Linked DNA regions of Homo sapiens: region 2 is linked to region 1. Evidence: chromatin contacts called from ENCODE Hi-C or POLR2A ChIA-PET data. All regions are on one chromosome and are shown on one strand. The core of a region is the stretch at or near the end of the contact, and the rest is flanking DNA. Distances in the headings are between cores, read along the strand shown. Region 1 overlaps MAP3K5 (mitogen-activated protein kinase kinase kinase 5). Region 2 overlaps MAP3K5 (mitogen-activated protein kinase kinase kinase 5).

The links. Hi-C counts contacts between places; a loop is a spot of excess contacts on that map. ChIA-PET counts read pairs that join two places held with the same protein, here RNA polymerase II (POLR2A). Pooled maps may share reads with other maps.
Region 2: a pooled map shows a loop between it and region 1 (2.6-fold over the local background). The contact joins two enhancer-like sites. A Hi-C loop is called at or near these places in 1 of 37 single-sample maps with no recorded cell type and 10 of 50 pooled maps. POLR2A ChIA-PET finds 5 or more read pairs at or near these places in 1 of 52 experiments (activated T-cell).

The regions. Positions count from the first base shown.
Region 1 is chr6:136,581,231-136,584,804 of GRCh38, forward strand. MAP3K5 (mitogen-activated protein kinase kinase kinase 5) reads right to left here. Exons shown (of 30, transcript NM_005923.4): 24 at 2,325-2,510. Among named protein-coding and RNA genes, the nearest start is that of MAP7-AS1, 31 kb to the left of the region's middle. Within about 2 kb of position 2,006, at least 2 of the 41 ENCODE cell types and tissues checked have a DNase peak (open chromatin) inside an H3K27ac peak, as active enhancers do.
Region 2 is chr6:136,750,013-136,753,586 of GRCh38, forward strand. The region is part of intron 1 of MAP3K5 (mitogen-activated protein kinase kinase kinase 5); the gene reads right to left. Among named protein-coding and RNA genes, the nearest start is that of MAP3K5-AS2, 32 kb to the right of the region's middle. RefSeq lists enhancers at 1,616-1,715, 2,908-2,957. Within about 2 kb of position 1,764, at least 11 of the 41 ENCODE cell types and tissues checked have a DNase peak (open chromatin) inside an H3K27ac peak, as active enhancers do.

The DNA.
Region 1 (3,574 bases), core at 756-3,255:
ATGGTTTGTTTCACTTGGCATAACATCTCTAAGCTTCATTCATGTTGTAGCATGTGTCAGGATTTCTTTCCTTTTTAAGCTTGAATTATATTCCATTGTATGTATTTATCATGTGCATTACCTTTGTAAAAACAAGCTTTTAGCATAAGACTATGACAAGCTCACTTAGATTTTGGGTTAACTCTACTACCTGCTGGCTTACACAGACCTCTAAAAAAAGAGGCTATTTCCCCAACAGGGCTCTGGTTAGATACCTCTGAGTATCTATAGTATGATTATGGAAGTATAATTTTATTTAAATTCCAAAAATTTAATCACCATCCCTACTGCAGCTGGGGAGATGGTGACCCAGCCACAAACCCATGTCAAGAGCTGGAGCTCCAGTTGCTCATGCCTGTCCTTGGTCCATCTTCATCAAACTCCCCTAGTTTGGAAGAGAGTCAGTTTGAGGACTTCATCGTACTAGTTGCACAGGAAATGAACCCTTGCTAGGTTCCCACTTGTTCTAGAAAATCCATCCAGGCTGAGTTTGTCCTGGTACCTTCATTTCTTTAAAAAATTTACATACTGGCTGGACATGGTGGCTCACGCCCTGTAATCCCAGCACTTTGGGAGTCCGATGCGGGCGGATCACCTGAGGCCAGGAGTTCAAGACCAGCCTAGCCAACATGGCAAAACCCAATCTCTACTAAAAATACAAAAATTAGCTGGGCATGGTGGCAGGCACCTGTAGTTCCAGCTACTCGGGAGGCTGAGGCACAAGAATTGCTTGAACCCGGGAGGCAGAGGTTGCAGTGACCTGAGATCATGCCACTGCACTCCAGCCTAGCCAACAGAGGGAGACTCCATCTCAAAAAAAAAAAAATTTACATTCTTATTAGGTGGAAGAGGGATCTGTTATAACCATAACCTGCTCCTCTCAGCTCTTTATTACATAGCAAATTACATCATAGGGCCCATACTTTGGGTTCATTCTCATCCTGGACAGTGAATGAGCAAGAGCAGGCGTGTATGTGTACACGTGTGTGTATACGTGTGTGTGTGTGTGTGTGTGTGTGTGTGTGTGTGTGTGTGTGTGTCTGACCTGGCCCAAGGCCCAGGAGTACAACCCAATAGCTCTCAGTCTGAATTCTACAGCAAACTTGCTTTCCAACCTCTAGGCTAGAGGCCAAATGTGTGGGCAAGTGCAAATTAGCTAAATTATTTCACTCTACTTGCAGGCAGTTGGGTTTCCCTAGTTGCAGCATAAGCATGCTTTTAGCATTTAATATTAGTGATAGGCTTTGCCAGTTGCTTTAATTTCTTATGCCCTCAATCAACTCAGGACTCTTGTCCCTGCCCACAATATAGCATAAAGACCAAGTGGCTTACACAGTGTCTCAGAGAATGCTAGTAGTTATTGAAGGATTCTAATTTGGCTTTAAATTGGGGATCATTTGATGTTGCAAATAAAATTGTCAACACACTTTCTACAAAGAAGCAATACACACATTAGGGCTGAATTAATTTTGGAATTTAAATAAAATTATACTTCCATATTTATACCACAAGCACCATCAAGAACCCTCTTATTTCAGTCTCCCACATCTTGTTAAGGGTCTCCTGGAGGTGGCTTGAGGCTTTTTTGGCACTGAGTTCCACAGATAAGTCTCACCCAAGAATAACACAGAGGGTTCTGAATGCAGTACAGAAGACTGGCTTTAGTTTGTGTTGCATAGCAACTCAATTTTGGAGAGAAGACTTCTCAGCAATCTCTCATTAGATCATGTGCTTTAATTTTTAATCAGTGATGCTCTGTACTCTGAAAGTATACTTCTGGCTAGAACAGAGTAGGTATTTATGAAACAAACATGTTAAAAATGTTCTATATGAAAACTAGAGAAAAACTGGAAAAAAATTAACTGGTTTTATTCAGCAGTGACCATTTCAATCTGTACTATTAAATTTTTCTCAATGGCCACTAGATGGCATTTCTCATATAGCATTAGAAAATGTATGACTAAAGTGTGTTACGTTGCTAAAGTTGTCAAAATAAACAATGACCCAACATAATTTCATAAGAACGAAGTTCAGCCATGGGAAATATTTTGTTATTTTCCATGGTGATTTGGTTTTATGTGTTTTTTAATTTGGGGAATGCAAACACACAAAACAACAAATCAGATACTTAGAAGCACACTGAGAGGCGAATATCTCACATTTTTCATCCAAAAAGAATAGAGTTCACTGGAATTTTAAAAGAAAAATAACAGAACTTATGTTTTATCTTATTTTTCTAACTAATTTTAGTGTGTGGGAAAACACTGGCAAAATATCATACTTACAGCATCTTGAAAACCAAAGAGTACCACCTGGACTTGGCTAATGCCATGGCTGTCGAAGTCCAGCTCCAGTTTCAGCTTTGACAGTGTGGTGGCTATGATTTTTCGGTCAGTGGATCTCACAAATTCTCTGAGGCTTGCAATGAGGGTTGTGATGTGTTCCCATTTTAGTTTCGGTTCTTCAGCCCCCTGTGAATAAAAATCAACAATCCTTACATCAACATATGCTGGATATACCTGCCATGGTAATCCTATCTCCATACCCCCTGCCCCCACATTTTTTTTTCTTTTGGTAGAGACAAGGTCTCACTATATTGCCCAGGCTGGTCTCGAACTCCTGGGCTCAAGCGAGCCTCCCATCACTACTTCCCAAAGTGCTGGGATTCCAGGCATGAGCCACCATACTTCCCACAGCCCTTTCTGAGAAGAACTGGACTTCCAAATGTCTCCAAAGGAAAGACCATATTTTGAACTATATGGCACCTCTTCAATCCTCCTACCAACACCAAGAAATAATCAGAGAGAAAAGGTACCTGCCCCACACGCTGGTCAGTAGCCATGATATAGTCAGATAACAAAGCTTTGCCCAAAAAGACTAAGGCCATAAGATTCTTTCAGAAATTTTAATTGGGAACTAAAAAGAGATTTGAGCAATAAGCCATAGGATCTCAACCTGAAAGTCTGCCCGGAAAGAGAAGCTATAAAATAGGGTCATGAATATGTCCAACCATAGCAGAAGCAATGGAATTGAGAAAGACAATAGGGAGTGTATTAGTTCGTTTTCACACTGCTGAAAACACATACCCGAGACTGGGCAATTTACAAAAGAAAGAGGTTTAATTGGACTTACAGTTCCACGTGGCTGGGGAAGCCTCACAATCACGGCAGAAGGCAAGGAGGAGCAAGTCACATCTTACTTGGATGGCAGCAGGCAAAAAGAGAGAGCTTGTGCAGGCAAACTCCCATTTTTTGAAAGCATCAAATCTTGTGAGACTCATTCATTATCACAAGAACAGCACAGGAAAGACCTGCCCCCATAATTCAATCACCTCCCACCAGGTTCCTCCCACGACACATGGGAATTGTGGGAGTTACAATTCAAGATGAGATTTGAGTGGGGACACAGCCAAACCATATCAGGGAGGGAGAGGAGAAGTGGACAAGAACAGAAATGCACACCAAGCAGGTCAACAGCAACCAAGCCAGAGAAAAGATGTGCAAACTCCGGGGACTTGAAGTTCCTCAGGCTCATA
Region 2 (3,574 bases), core at 514-3,013, 170 kb after region 1:
AAAGCAGAAATTAGAGACAAGGTGTGGTCATCCTCTCTCCACACCCCATTGGCCTTCTGTCCTTCCAGTTTTGTTATTTTTTTAAGATGGAGTCTCGTTCTGTCACCCAGGCTGGAGTGCAGTGGCATGATCTCGGCTCATTGTAACCTCCGCCTCCTAGGTTCGAGCAATTCTCCTGCTCCAGCCTCTTGAATAGCTGGGATTACAGGCGTGCACGAGCACGCCTGGCTAATTTTTGTATTTTTAGTAGACACAGGGTTTCGCCATCTTGGCCAGGCTGGTCTCGAACTCCTGGCCTCAAGTGATCTGCCTGCCTCGGCCTCCCAAAGTGCTGGGATTACAAGCGTGAGCCACCGCACCCAGCCTTGTCCTGCCAGTTTTTCAGTAGTTAATACAGATTAGTTCAAAAACATTTCCTGCAGATCTCTAAAAGACCATAAATACCTCTTCTCATGCCAGTGAGGTGTTTTGCAGGACTGCTGAGAACCAGCAGTTCTCTTCAACGATGAAGGGGTGAATTGTTCATGTAGCACTTGAGTATTTTTGTTGTTAAAAATAATTTGTCAAATTACCGTTTCGACAAGATCATGTGGCATCTTTAGATAGATTTAGAATGTGTTGCTTTTTGAAAGCATTTCTGAATCTAGATGAAAAACTTCAGCCTTTTCCCCTAATTTATCTTTCGTTTCAATTGGAGAAAGGTCTTAAACTTGTGAAAATCCTGTCATTCTCACACATTTCATCTTCTTCCTCCTTCTAAAGAAAGTCATCCTGAGTCCTAGTCCTGCAGTGTGTTTACACAATTGTCTCCTGCTCCTAAGGATCAACTACAAAATGCAAAAATTTCCACAAATATTCCTACTTAGTATTTCGGGATGTCAAAAGTTCTGAGTTTCTTCAGAAATTTTTTCTGAAATAACTTTTCAACTCAGCTCATCAGAATGACTAACCAGAGAATACGTTCCTCTCTTTTGGGACCCTTCTGAGGTCAAATTTTCTCATGACTTATAACCCCAGTGAGTTGTTTTTTTCCCCACTTTTTCACCACTTCATCCCCGAGTAGCATTCTTTTGCTCTAATGCAGATTTCTCTGCACAAATCTGCTGATAATCTCTGCTTCTCTGTGGGCTCTGGCTGCTTTTTTTTTTTTTGGCTTATGATTTTACCACCTTCATTTTTTATTAGGTCATCAGAAGGCCCATTATCCTGAACCTTCCCACACATGTTAAGTGTTTATTTGGGAATTATGGCAATATCTTTCTGATGTTTAAATCACAGATTAGTAAAAGGAACTAAATTCCAGATGGCACTGCTGTAGCCCATGGGAATTTGTGAGAGTTAGAATTTACTAGCATTAAGGAAACACTCAAGAAAGCACTGATAGACTGTTAAATATAGTTATGAGAACTTTGGTCAAATCTAGTAATGATCTTTAGAAAAGAACATACTGATAAAGGCCTGCTTATTTCTTCCTTCTGTCCTATGCATACACAAACACCAAAATGCCTCTGAATGCAGAAATCTGCTGGCAGTTGCAGCTTGCAGGTGCTGAATTAAACGCTCCCTTCCCATCCCACTCAACAATCAGGCAGTAATGTTTTATGAAGTTTAAAGATGTGACCTCAGCCTAGAAAAACTGTGAAGACTGCTTAAGAGGAAGAAAGCATATTGGTATGCTTCTCTTTTTCTGGCCCAGAGTATGATTTGCTAATGCAGGCTGCTAAAGGGATGTGGTTATACAGAAAGTAGATTTAGGCTTGCATTCTTGTAATCGAAGCCACCAAACATGTAAAATATCGAAAACACATGAACTTAAAAGAACGAAGCCAAGCCACTCCTACTTTCGGAAGGTTGCCACCCTTGAGACATAGGTGAACTTTCAGTTTGATTTATGGCTTGATAGAATCCCAGTGACCACAGTAATCAGTTGGATTCTAGTTAAATTTATAGAAACATCTCTGGTATTATTTTTTAAGTCATCTTAATTTACTTTTCATTCTAGAGCCTTTTTCTCAGTGTGCTTCAGAGTTCAAAAAAAATTTTTACATTGGTTCTCTGCCTCCCTTCATTCCTACTTCCATCCCTCCTTCTCCCGTTCCCTCTCTCCCTCATTCATTCATGCACTCCACAATGAGTTAGCATCTACCCTGTCCCAGGCAAGGTTCTAGGCCCTGGCACTACAGAGATGATCAAGTCATAGTCCCTGTTCTTAGGGACTTACAGTTAGTGGGGGAGGAGACTTTTAAGCACACCACCTACCTTTCAAATCAATAAGGGCTGTATTAGAAACAGGGATGGTGCCGAGGAAACAACACAGTCAGAGAGCCCAGCTCTTCCTGAGGAGGAAGGTTGGGAGCTGGGTGGGAAGGTGGGTCATATCTGCCATTTCAGCTGGGTTTTTTTGTTTGTTTGTTTTTAAGATGGAGTCTCGCTCTGTCTTCCAGGCTGGAGTGCAATGGCGTGATCTTGGCTCACTGCAACCTCCACCTCCTGGGTTCAAGCGATTCTCCTACTTCAGCCTCCCGAGTAGCTGGGATTACAGGCGCGTGCCACCACACCCAGCTCATTTTTGTATTTTTAGTAGAGATGGGGTTTCGCCATTTTGGCCAGGCTGGTCTCAAACCCGTGACCTCAGGTGATCCGCCCTCCTCGGCCTCCCAGAGTGCTGGGATTATGGGTGTGAGCCACTGGGCCCAGCCTTTAGCTGGGTTCTGAGTGTGACTTTACTCCAGGAAGAAGATGAAGGGCACTCCAGATAAAGGCAGTTATGCAAAAGCACAGAGCTGTGAAAGGGCAGAAGTTCAGCGTGGCTGGGACAATGGCTGGAGGGGAAAGAGAAAGGGGTCAGGCTGCAAGTGCAAAGGTCAGCTTTTAGAAGGCAGACTCTGCTCCCTCTGCCTGGTACATGCTCATCCCAGATCTCTGCATGGCTCCTTCACACCACTCAGGCCTGGTTACCAACACCACCACCCCATAGTTCTTGCCCACATGCCCCACCCCCAAATTTATAATCCCTAGCTCTAGCCTACCTCTGTGCCCTCCAACACTTTCTCTTTCCTTCCTGGTACTTATCCCAACAGGAACCCACTATTAATTTATTTATCTGCCTGTTTATTGGGTGACATTTTTCTAACACACACTTTAGGACCCACAGATGCATAAAAAAAGAATGTCTACACTTTAAGTACTTTTGTTTTTAACATGGGAAGACTGTATTTAAATACATCTGAGTTGTCAGTCCATTAAAACAATAATAGGCCTTTACTGCTTTTTTTTCAAGTGAACACAGGAATTCCCGACTTTCTTTTACCACAAAAGTATACGAACCTAGCATTAGGCAGCAACATGGTGTTGATGAAAACACCTTTTTTGGTACAGCATGCAGAATGGTAAGGATGGGGCATGAATCTCTCTTGGCCTTGCCAAGTTATAAATTATAGAAAGGGAAATTCTGTGGCAGCAAGGGAACATCACCACAGATAGTATTTTTTTTTTTCCGGAATCTAAAAGGACCAGAAAGCATTTTGATAATCTTGTTAAAATACTTTAAAAAGGCATGGTATTAAATTGATGG